Regions from separate parts of the Homo sapiens genome. Here region 2 is linked to region 1. Evidence: read pairs that join two places in POLR2A ChIA-PET (ENCODE). Cell type or tissue: A673. All regions are shown on one strand. Links, peaks and the distances in the headings refer to the core of each region. The heading gives the core; the rest is flanking DNA.

Region 1 (5,578 bases), core at 232-5,231:
CCAGCCTCCCCCACCCACCCTCACCCGCTGTCTTTGAGCTCCACGAACCAGGAGCCACCTTCTCAGATCCCCTTTGCTTGATCATGGTTCTGCATGCGAGCTGCCCTCCTCCCCATCACCTGCCAGCTCTCCCCCAACCTGCGATGGCAACTGGACCCATTTTTACCCATACACAATTTCAAAGCATACTGAATGCAGTTAAAATTCTCCAGATACTTCCTTTCAGGTCCACATCCCTCTGTAAGTGTTCATCTTTGAAACCCTGGGTAGAATCTGAGTTTGATCTTTTTTTTTTTTTTGACACAGAGTCTCACTCTGTCACCCAGGCTCGAGTGCAGTGGTGTGATCATGGCTCACTACAGCCTTGACCTCCTTGGCTCAAGTGATCCTCCTGTCTCAGCCTCCTAAATAGCTGGGGCTACAGGCATGCACCACCATGCTCAGCTAATTTTTTTTTTTGTAGAGACGGTGTTTCACCATGTTGGCCAGGCTGGTCTCAAACTCCTGGGCTCAAGAGATCCACCCTCCTCAGAATCCCAAAGTGCTGGGATTGCAGGCATGAGCCACCATGCCTGGCCTTGATCTTTATACCAACTAATTGGCATACACACAAGCTCATGCTATGAAATGGGGTATTTCACACTGTGTGCCGCTTTGCCTTGGGCTCTCTAAAATCTCATCACCCCCCAGCGGACTCTCACTGCTGTGGCCTGTGGCCCTACTCAAGGAGCTCAAGGAGGCCACTAGCCATTTGGAGAAGGAGGTAGTTGGGGCCCTGAAAGTTTACAGGACTTCCTCAAGGCCACAGCAGGTGTGTGAGAAAAGGAAGATGGCCAGCCTGCCTCCACTTCTCTTTCCAATCTCCCACTTTGCCTGAGCTAAGCTCAAGCTCAGGGCCACCCACGTCTTGGAAGGGCTTCCTACCAGCTGGTCTTGTGAGATGAGAGCTGCCCTGCATATCATGCTTGTCATCGCCAAGGACCCCAAGCTCCAGTTAGCTCAAGTCCTAGAGAATGTGCCAGCTACATAGAGCTATGCAGAGCGTGGCCCTGGGGATGCGGGATGTTATTGCCCTTGGGATGGGAAGGAGAGATGAGAGGGAGAATTGGCTGGATCTTAAAATTGTGTTGCACCCTTTCAAACACTCTACCATCCTTGCCTCTGTAGTTCAATATTAGTCTGTTCCTATCTTCTAAACTTGCAAATGAACTTGCATGGCAATAAATCTCTGCACACTCAAAGCCATGATTTCCTCAGCAGGTGGATGCAGAATGCTTGGAGACCTATAATAATCAGCCTTTGGCAACAAGCACTTTTTCTTCTGACTCATTATTGCCGCGTTTTAAGAGGAGAAGGGAGCAACTGCTCTCACGGGGCTACAGAGACACGGAAACACGCTGGGGAGGCTGCTCTGTCACCAGGAAAGACAATGGAATCCATTTAAAATGTCTTATTTTCCCTTGCTCTGCCAAGCAAAAGCATCAGAACCCTTTGGGGAATTCACTTTACAAGGAAACAAAATGAGGCCCCGCATCTGCAGCCTGGCCCTCCCCGCCACCTGCACCCCTTCCTCTGAGGTCCCCGGCTCTGCAGGGGCCGAGCGGGCGGCACCCGCTCCTGGTGGTGGCATTGTTGGGACCCGCTCACAAAACACAGTTGTTCTCTGCAATGGCTCATTTCCCTTTCTGAGACTTTTTGTTTATTTGTTTGTTTTGAGACAGAGTCTTGCTCTATTGCCCAGGCTGGAGTGCAATGGCACAATCTGGGCTCATTGCAACCTCCGCCTCCTGGGTTCAAGCAATTCTCATGCCTCAGCCCCCCGAGTAGCTGGGATTACAGGTGACCACCACATTGGGTAAGTTATGTATTTTTAGTAGAGATGGGGTTTCGCCATGTTGCCCAGGCTGGTCTCGAACACCTGACCTCGGGTGATCCACCTGCCTTAGCCTCCCAAAGTGCTGGGATTACAGGCGTGCACCACCACGCCTGGCCTCCCTTTCTGTTTTAAAGGTGCTCTGTTTATTCCCATTGAACCTGGACTTCACAGAGAGGATGGACACAATTACAAAGCTCTGAGAGCTCTGTCCCTCACTTTTCTTTTGTCCTCACTGGGTAGGTCCTTAAGGCTCTGTCGTACCTTTAGGGCACAGCATTGGCAACCCTCACCAGTGCTTGAGGGGTGGATACCTACGCTGTCTCCAGCATGAAGTTCCCAAGGGAACAGAGGTCACCAAAGAGTCCAATCAGCAAGGACTTCAGAGGTGGAGCGCTTGAATTACTTGCTCTGAACTTCTTCAGAGGTGGAGAGCTTGAATTACTTGCTCTGCACTTCTTGCTAAGCCAGCAGGGTCATTCGGATCACTGATCTGCAACCCAGCTGGATCAGGAGTCAATGCCCGGCCTAGTGCACCGGGCAAGTGACAACAGTGACAGAAAATTGGGCCAATTTGGACCATTTGGCAGAAAGCTAGACTCAGTCAGTGACAAGCGTGAATTAAACAAACTAATAAAACATAACTTTAATGTATTTTTACAATGTTCTTTTAAACTATTGCATACTGTAAAGAAAAGTTTTTATTAAGATAAATTTGGGGCCAGGTGCGGTGACTCACACCTGTAATCCCAGCATTTTGGGAGGTCAAGGCAGGAGGATTACTTGAGGTCAGGAGTTCAAGACCAGCCTGGCCAACATGGTGAAACTCTGTCTCTACTAAAAATACAAAAATTAGCCAGGCATGCTGGCACATGCCTGTAATCCCAGCTACTTGGGAGGCTGAGGCAGGAGAATTCCTTGAACCTGAGAGGCGGAGGTTGCAGTGAGCCAAGATCGTGCCATTGCACTCCCGCCGTGGCGAAGAAGCAAAACTCTGCCTCAAAAAAAAAAAAAAAAAAGATAAATTTGGGGCAGGTCCTTGTCTATCAGAATTGAATGAAATGTTATTTTGACTTTTACTATGAATATAATTGGAGACTGGCCGGGCACGGTGGCTCACGCCTGTAATCCCAACACTTTGGGAAGCCAAGGCAGGCAGATCACTTGAGGTCAGGAGATCGAGACCATCCTGGCTAACATGGTGAAACCCCGTCTCTACTAAAAATGCAAAAAATTAGCCGGGTGTGGTGGCACTCACCTGTAGTCCAGCTGCTCGAGAGGCTGAGGCAGGAGAATGCCGTGAACCTGGGAGGCGGAGCTTGCAGTGAGCCGAGATCAAGCCACTGCACTCCAGCCTGGGTGACAGAGCAAGACTCTGTCTCAAAAAAATTATTATTATTGTTATTATTATATATATATATATTATATATATAATTGGAAACCAAAGTAAATAATTTCTACTTCGTCACCACCCAGGAGGAATGAAGATGAAGTATTTATTATCAGACACTCAAGTGAAGAAAAACTTTTTGGCCAGGCACAATGGCTCATGCTTGTAATCCCAGCACTTTGGGAGACTGAGGTGGGTGGATCACTTGAGTCCAGGAGTTAGAGACCAGCCTGGGCAACGCATCAAAAACCCATCTCTACAAAAAATACAAAAAATTAGCCAGGCATGGTTGTGTGTGCCTGTAGTCCCAGTTACTTGGGAGACTGAGATGGGAGGATCACCTGAGCCCAGGAGGTTGAGGCTGCAGCGAACTGTGTAAGGTGAGACCCTGTTTTTTTTGTTTTTGTTTTTGTTTTTTTTTAAAAGCCAGGTGCAGTGGCTCACACCTGTAATCCTAGCACTTTGGGAAGCTAAGGTGGGTGGATTGATTGAGTCCAGGAGTTCGAGACCAGCCTAGGCGACATAGTGAGACTATGTCTCTATGTAAAAACATTTTATTGATTTAAAATTTTTTGAAAAATTAGCCTAGTGTGGTGGCAGTGCCTGTAGAATCAAATCAGCTACTCAGGAGGCTGAGGCAGGAGGATCACTTGAGCCCAAGAGGTAGAGGCAGCAGTGAGCTGTGATCACACCACTGCACTTCAGCCTAGGCAAAAAACCAAGACACTGCCTCAAAAAAAAAAAAAAAAAAAAAAAAAAAAGTGGCCAGGCGCAGTGGCTCACACCTATAATCCCAGCATTTTGGGAGCCTGAGGTGGGTGGATCACCTGAGGTCAGGAGTTCGAGACCAGCCTGACCAACAGAGTGAAACCCCATCTCTACTAAAAATACAAAATTAGCTGGGTGTGGTGGCACATGCCTGTAATCCCAGCTACTTGGGAGGCTGAAGCAGGATGGGAGGCTGAGGCAGGAGAATTGCTCAAACCTGGGAGGCGGAAGTTGCAGTGAGCCGAGATCGTGCCATTGTACTCCAGCCTGGGCAACAAGAGTGAAACTCCGTCTCAAAAAAAAAAAAAAAAAAGAAAGAAAGAAAGAAAGAAAGAGAGGTGGGGCACGGTGGCTCACGCCTGTAATCCCAGCACTTTGGGAGGCCGAAGTGGGCGGATCACCTGAGGTCAGGAGTTCAAGACCAGCCTGGCCAACATAGCAAAATCCTGTCTCTACTGAAAATACAAAAATTAGTCGGGCGTGGTGGTGGGCACCTGTAATCCCAATTACGCGGGAGGCTGAGGCAGGAGAATCGCTTGAACCCAGGAGGCAGAGGTTGCAGTGAGCTGAGATCATGCCATTGCACTCTAGCTTGGGCGATAGAGCCAGACTCCATCTCAAAAAAGAAAAAAGAAAGAAAGAAAAAGAAAAGCTCTTCTTTCATTAACTAAACTTATAAAATAGTAAGATCTATGAAAAGAGAACCAATGGTAAAGAAAACTATTTAGAAGCCAAGTGTCTTCCCAAAACTAGAATATAAGGTTCCTAACTCCAGAAAAATCACTGTAACCATGTCTTCCTCATCTCCTTTGCAGCTAGGACTTTCTGGGAATGTTTAAATCTGGACCTAACTTGTGCGATTCAGAGTTCTGCAGGTTTGTCAGGGCAGAGTCAGGCCTGAATTAAGACCAGGACCCTCACCAAGGCTAACTGAGCTTCCTACTATTAGTTGTGAAATATTTGCTAAGCACCTTTGAGAGAAAACCATTAAGCCCACTGATGTCATGCATAGTAGACAACCTATACAAGGCATATGTGGTTTTTAATTTTTTTTTAAATGTTCACATTCAAAAGAAACATTTTCCAGAATCCTTGTGCCTAATAACTGTAATTACAGAAAATGTGGGGCAACTTTCAATAATTTCAAATTATTACCTTCGGCCAGGCGAGGTGGCTCACGCCTATAATCCCAGCACTTTGGGAAGCCGAGGTGGGTGGATCACGAAGTCAGGAGCTCGAGACCCGCCTGACCAACATGGTGAAACCCCGTCTCTACTAAAAATACACAAATTAGCCAGGCATGGTGGCACGCACCTGTAATCCCAGCTACTTGGGAAGCTGAGGCAGGAGAATCGCTTGAACCTGGGAGGCGGAGGTTGCAGTGAGCCGAGATCGTGACATTGCACTCCAGCCTGGGTGACAAAGTGAGACTCTGTCTGAAAAAAAAAACAAAAATTATTACCTTTGAGGGCCAGGTGCAGTGGCTCACACCTGTAATCCTAGCACTTTGAGAGCCCAAGGCAGGCAGATCACTTGAGGTCAGGAGT
Region 2 (5,578 bases), core at 373-5,372, 110 kb before region 1:
TGAGAGGCTGAGGCAAGAGAATCGCTTGAACCTGGGAGGCTGCGGTTGCAGTGAGCCAAGATTGCACCATTGCACTCCAGCCCAGGCGACAGACAGAGACTCCATCTCAAAAAAAAAAAAAAAAAAAATAGTGGGTGCTTCAATCATAGCTGCACATAGCTGCAATATTTCATTTGACAGAGTCAGATGGGGGACTTAGATGCTTAAGCTTATCTCTGTACTTTTCCATGTCTTCGAAATATTTCATTAACATCCACACACACACAAAAATGGCAGGGGAGAGGTTAAGTGTTTCTAAATTCTAGTTTGGGATTTATAAATGGCTTCAAATACCAGTGTGCCTTACTTTACACAGTGGAGAGGGTCTTAAAATTCTGCGTCAATTGAATCCCGTTGGCCTACCCAGTAAATCTTAACGCCTCTGATGCTCTAGCTTCATTTCTGATTGATTTTCCCTGGCAGAGGTACCAAATTCTTTGCTTTAAGTGTCAGGCTCTCTCTGTCAAGTAGTTAATGACCTATAAAGCACTTAAAACGTACTGGAGGAGATGCGATTTGGAGGCACCCTGCAGTGTATCCTCTCTTATTGTCGGTAATCACCCCTCATTTATTTGCTCTTATTGGTTTGGAATTTGCTATCAGGTTTTCCTAAAGCCAAGCCCACCAGGAATGGTCCAATTCTATGTGGGCCCAGATGGGTGCCGGGATTGGAACCTAGGGGCAGTGGGCAGCCAGTGTGGCCTCTTTCCTCACGAGCCCTTCGGCTTGGGTGCCCTGGTCATCTCATGGCCACACATTCAGCGGCTCTGCCTCTTGCCAGCTGAGTGATCTTGAGCATTCAGTGCCCCCCTCCAAGCCTCACTTTCCTCTTCCACACTGCCCCAGAGCTGGTGCCTGCCCCTGAACAACTGGAAGATGACTCCAGCCTGGTGAAGTCAGTGCTGGGAGCCGTAGAAGAGGCCCAAGGTCAGGGTGAGCATGGAGGTCATGACCGAGGCAAGCTCCAGGGTCAGAGGTCATAGGAAGCATCCCCAAGGAGCACAAAACAGGGTGGGCCACTGACCTCGGGGCAGAAGAGCCTCTCAGAGAGGGGCCCAGCCTGGGAGGCAGAATAGGCTCTTCTAGGAGGGAAAGTGTCTTCATTTTCTTTTCTTTTTTTTTCCTTGAGACGGAGTCTTGCTCTGTCGCCCAGGCTGGAGTGCAATGGCGCAATCTTGGCTCATTGCAACCGCCATCTCCCAGGTTCAAGCGATTCTCCTGCCTCAGCCTCCTGAGTACTGGGACTACAGGCATGCACCACTACACCCAGCTAATTTTTCTATTTTTAGTAGAGACAGGTTTCGCCATGTTGGCCAGGCTGGTCTCAAACTCCTGACTTCAGGTGATCCACCTGCCCTCAGCCTCCCAAAGTGCTGGGATTACAGGCGTGAGCCTGGCCAGTGTCTTCATTTTCTATGGCTGCTGTAACTAATCACCACAAACCTGGTGACTTAAAACAACACACGTTATCCCTATTGAAAAGCCGGGAGAAAAAAGAAAGAAAAAAATTATTTTTTAAAAACCCACAACACGACACACATTTATTTTCTTACAGTTCTCAAGACCGGAAATTCAGAATCAGTTTCAACAGGCAGAAACCAGGGTGTTCACAGGGCCACGTTCCCTCCAGAAGCTTTGAGGAGTATCCGTTTCCTTGCCCTCTCCTGCTTCTGGGGCTCTGTTCCCCGGCTGTGGCCTCTTCTTCCATGTTCAAAACCAGCGGCGTACCATCTTCAGACCTCTTTCTCTGCTTCCATCATCACACCACCTTCTGCCTTTGGTCTGTAATCTCCCTCTGCATCCCCCTTTATAAGGGCGTTTGTGATTGTAATGATCCAGGATAACCTCCTCATCTCCAGATCCTTAATCACATCTGCGGCGCCTTTGTCATATAAGGTAACATTCACAGGTTCCAGGATTAGGATGTGGATATCTTGGCGAGGGTGGGATTCTTCAGGCTACCACAGAAAGCCACCAACCAAAGTGGTTCAGATCATGGATTCTGAAGCCACTGCTGGGGCCTGAATCTCAACTGCACCATCTGCCAGCTAGGTGACTTTGGGCGAGTTGTTATATCTTTTTAAGGCTCAGTTTCCTCATCTGTGAAATGAGATCAATGCCTACTTATTGCCACAGATAAAAACTGAATAGGCATTTAACCATCTGACAGGTAGAGGGAGTTTCATGCGCCAGAGCCTGGACCTTGAAAGAGGCCCCAGCAGGGCCCTTCTGTAGGAGGAAAGGAGGAAGGGCAGGAAAGGGTACGGGCAGGGCAGGCTGGGTGGAGGAAGAAGCTGAACCACGTCCCAGGGAAGTGTGTGTGTGCTCTGTCCTAAGGGTAATGAACAGGGGACAACAGAAAGTGTTTAAGTAGGGCAATTTTTTTTGGTTTATTTTTGTTTTGTGTTATTGAAATGCAATTCACATATTATAAATTTACCCTTTTAAAGTGTACAATTCAATGGATTTTAGCATATTCAAGAGGTTGCGTAACCATCACTGCTGTCGCATTCCAGAACATTTCCATTACCTCATAAAAAATCCCCATACCCATTAGCAGTTCTTTTTTTTTTTTTTTTTTTTGAGACAGAGTCTTGCTCTGTCGCCCAGGCTGGAGTGCAATGGCGCTATCTCGGCTCACTGCAAGCTCTGTCTCCCGGGTTCACGCCACTCTCCTGCCTCAGCCTCCCAAGTAGCTGGAACTACACGGACCCGTCACCACGCCCGGCTAATTTTTTGTATTTTTAGTAGAGGTGGGGTTTCACCGTGTTAGCCAGGATGGTCTCGATCTCCTGACCTCATGATCCGCCCACCTTGGCCTCCCAAAGTGCTGATTACAGGTGTGAGCCACCGTGCCCGGCCAGCAGTTCTTTTTTTTTTTTTTTTTTTTTGAGACAGAGTCTCACTCTGTCGCCCAGGCTGGAGGGCAGTGGCACCCTGTCGGCTCACTGCAACCTCAGTCTCCTGGGTTCAAGCAATTCTCCTGCCTCAGCCTCCTGAGTAGCTGGGATTATAGGCGCCCACCATCACGCCCAGCTAATTTTTATATTTTTAGTAGAGATATGGTTTCACCATGTTGGCCAGGCTGGTCTCGAACTCCTGACCTCGATGATCCACCTGCCTTGGCCTCCCAAAGTGCTAGGATTACAGGCGTGAGCCACCGTGCCCGGCTGTCTGGATAATTTTTGTATTTTTAGTTGCGATAGGGTTTCACCCATGTTGGCCAGGCGTGGGCCACTGCGCCTGGCCCCCATTAGCAGTTCTAAAGCTCTCTGCAACCTTGAACTCCAATCTTGAGCTCCAGGCTTGAACCCAGGAAGAAGGCAGGGGTGCCTTGAGCACCACAATGACCATCTCTATTTCTGGAACTGGTCACTTGGCTGTGGGTCCTACCCTTATCCCTGGGACTCAGCTGCACAGACTTGTCCCAATGGGTCAGGAAGGACAGCAGCTCTCCTGACTCCACCCCCGTCACATGACATGCCAGGGTTCCCCACCCATAAGGGGCAGGAGATTGTGGGGCTGCTGGAGGAAGTTGTGGGGGCATTTGAGGCTGAGTGCTGGCTAAGCAGCAATGGCTTATGCCGGTAATCCCAGCATTTGGGAGGCCAAGGTGGCAGGATCGCTTGAGCTCAGGAGTTTGAGACCAGCCTGGGCAACACGGCAAAACCCGGTCTCTATGAAAAATACAAAAAATTAGCCAGGTGTGATGGTGCGCACCTGTAGTGCCAGCTACTCCGGAGGCTGAGGTAGAGGACCGCTGGAGCACAGAGGTTGAGGCTGCAGTGAGCTGTGATCGCACCACTGCACTCCAGCCTGGATGACAGAGTGAGACCCTGTCTCAAAAAAAAAAAAAAAAAAAAAAAACCAAACCGAAAACACATTAAAATTTTTCTTTTTGGAAAACCATCCAATCAGCCAGAGAGACACAGAAAAAAAGGAGCTTCTCCAGTGCTCCCCACACACCCCCGCCACCACCCCTGGCCGGGCTCTGTTCTGCTGGCTACTTGGGGGAGTCTCAGGCCCTGAATGATCAGGGACATGTGGCCTGGCCTAGAGGCAGCTGAGGCAGGAGGGAGGCCATCTGGTGAGGCGAGAGGTAGCGGTCAGGACATTGCTGAGTCCGCTGAGGCATCCCCTGGCAGTCACAAGGGCTTCTGGGATCAATTAGCAGAACCACCCTAACAGGGCTCATGGCCCCTGACGCAGGCACGTGTCCTCAGAGCCTCTTGACAGCCTTGGCAGCCAGGAATTGAAAGGAGGTGGGGGAGGGGGATGTCGGCCTTTCCCCTGTGCCTGGCCTCGCCTCCAACAGCTCAGCACAGAGCCTCCCCGCCCTCCCCATTAGGCGGAGGCTGCCGGCCTTCCAGAGCCTGCACTTCTTATTGCCTTGCTTCTCCTGGTGTTGTGGGTGCAGCAACAGTCTGCCTCAATTTTCACATATGTAAAATGGGTCATATACTAATTAAAGATCACTTCCTGGAAATAAAAAAAAAAATTATCCCTTTTTCACTAAGAACAGGTGTTGAATCAACAGCAAAGGAAAAGACTCCTTTATTTTTTGAACAAACAGCTCCTAAGCCCCTACTGTGAGTCAGGCACAGACAAAGAGAGACAAATGAGGTGTTTGCCATGCTTGGGAAACACGGGAATTCTGGGGGGAGATGGATGTGTGTGAACTGATTCAGTTTGAAGAGGTCAAAGAAATGAGAGGATTCAGTAAACTGCTTGGTGTGGGAGGGGGCTTTAAGGAAGACTTCACAGTGGAGGTAGCATTTTTTTTTTTTTTTGAGATGGAGTTTTACTCTGTGGCTGATATCTGTGGTATGTGCCACCACACCCGGCTAATTTTTGTATTTTTAGTAGAGATGGGGTTTTGCCATGTTGGCTAGGCTGGTCTCCGACTCCTGACGTGAGGTGATCTGCCTGCCTTGGCCTCCCAAAGTGGTGGGATTGTAGGCGTGAGCCACTGTGCCCAGCTGGAGGTAGCATTTGAGCAGGAATTCCTCAGGCAAAGAATAGGGTGCAGGTCCTCAGGGCAGGGAGAATGGTAGGAGCCCAGACTCAGAGGTGGGGAGCTCAGCATCTTGGGGAACAGCAGCCATAGATGGAAGCATGAATGGAGCTGGGGTGACTTTGGGCCAGTAGGAGCCAATCAGAAATGAGCTGGTGGACTCCATGAAGACAGGACTGTCCATTTCTTATTCCAGCCACAGCACTGGGCTTGACACATAGTTGGAGCGGGACAAATGTTGTTAAAAGAATGAAGGATGGCCAGGTGTGGTGGCTCACACCTGTAATCCCAGCAATTTGGGAGGCTGAGGCAGGCGGATCACTTGAGGTCAGGAGTTTGAGACCATCCTGGCCAACGTGGTGAAACCCTGTCTCTACTAAAAATACAAAAAATTAGCCAGGCGTGGTGGCACTCATCTGTGATCCCAGCTACTTGGGAAGCTGAGGCAGGAGAATTGCTTGAACCTGGGAGACAGAGGTTGCAGTGAGCCAAGATTGCACCACAGCACTCCAGCCTGGGTGATAG

What was found. ChIA-PET counts read pairs that join two places held together with the same protein. Peaks named below come from ENCODE experiments on the same cell type or tissue, not always from the same donor. Only the 100,000 strongest peaks of a DNase experiment are listed, where the experiment ranks them.
Region 2: POLR2A ChIA-PET joins it to region 1 with 8 read pairs; 2 of 35 experiments call an interaction of 5 or more read pairs at or near these places.

The regions. Positions count from the first base shown.
Region 1 is chr22:42,482,454-42,488,031 of GRCh38, forward strand. No RefSeq gene overlaps it. Among named protein-coding and RNA genes, the nearest start is that of RRP7A, 35 kb to the right of the region's middle. In A673, for the core only: no CTCF peak of the experiment used is centred there; no DNase peak of the experiment used is centred there.
Region 2 is chr22:42,372,657-42,378,234 of GRCh38, forward strand. No RefSeq gene overlaps it. Among named protein-coding and RNA genes, the nearest start is that of LINC01315, 6.2 kb to the left of the region's middle. In A673, for the core only: a CTCF peak has its summit at 2,202; DNase peaks (open chromatin) are centred at 545, 2,285 and 2,535.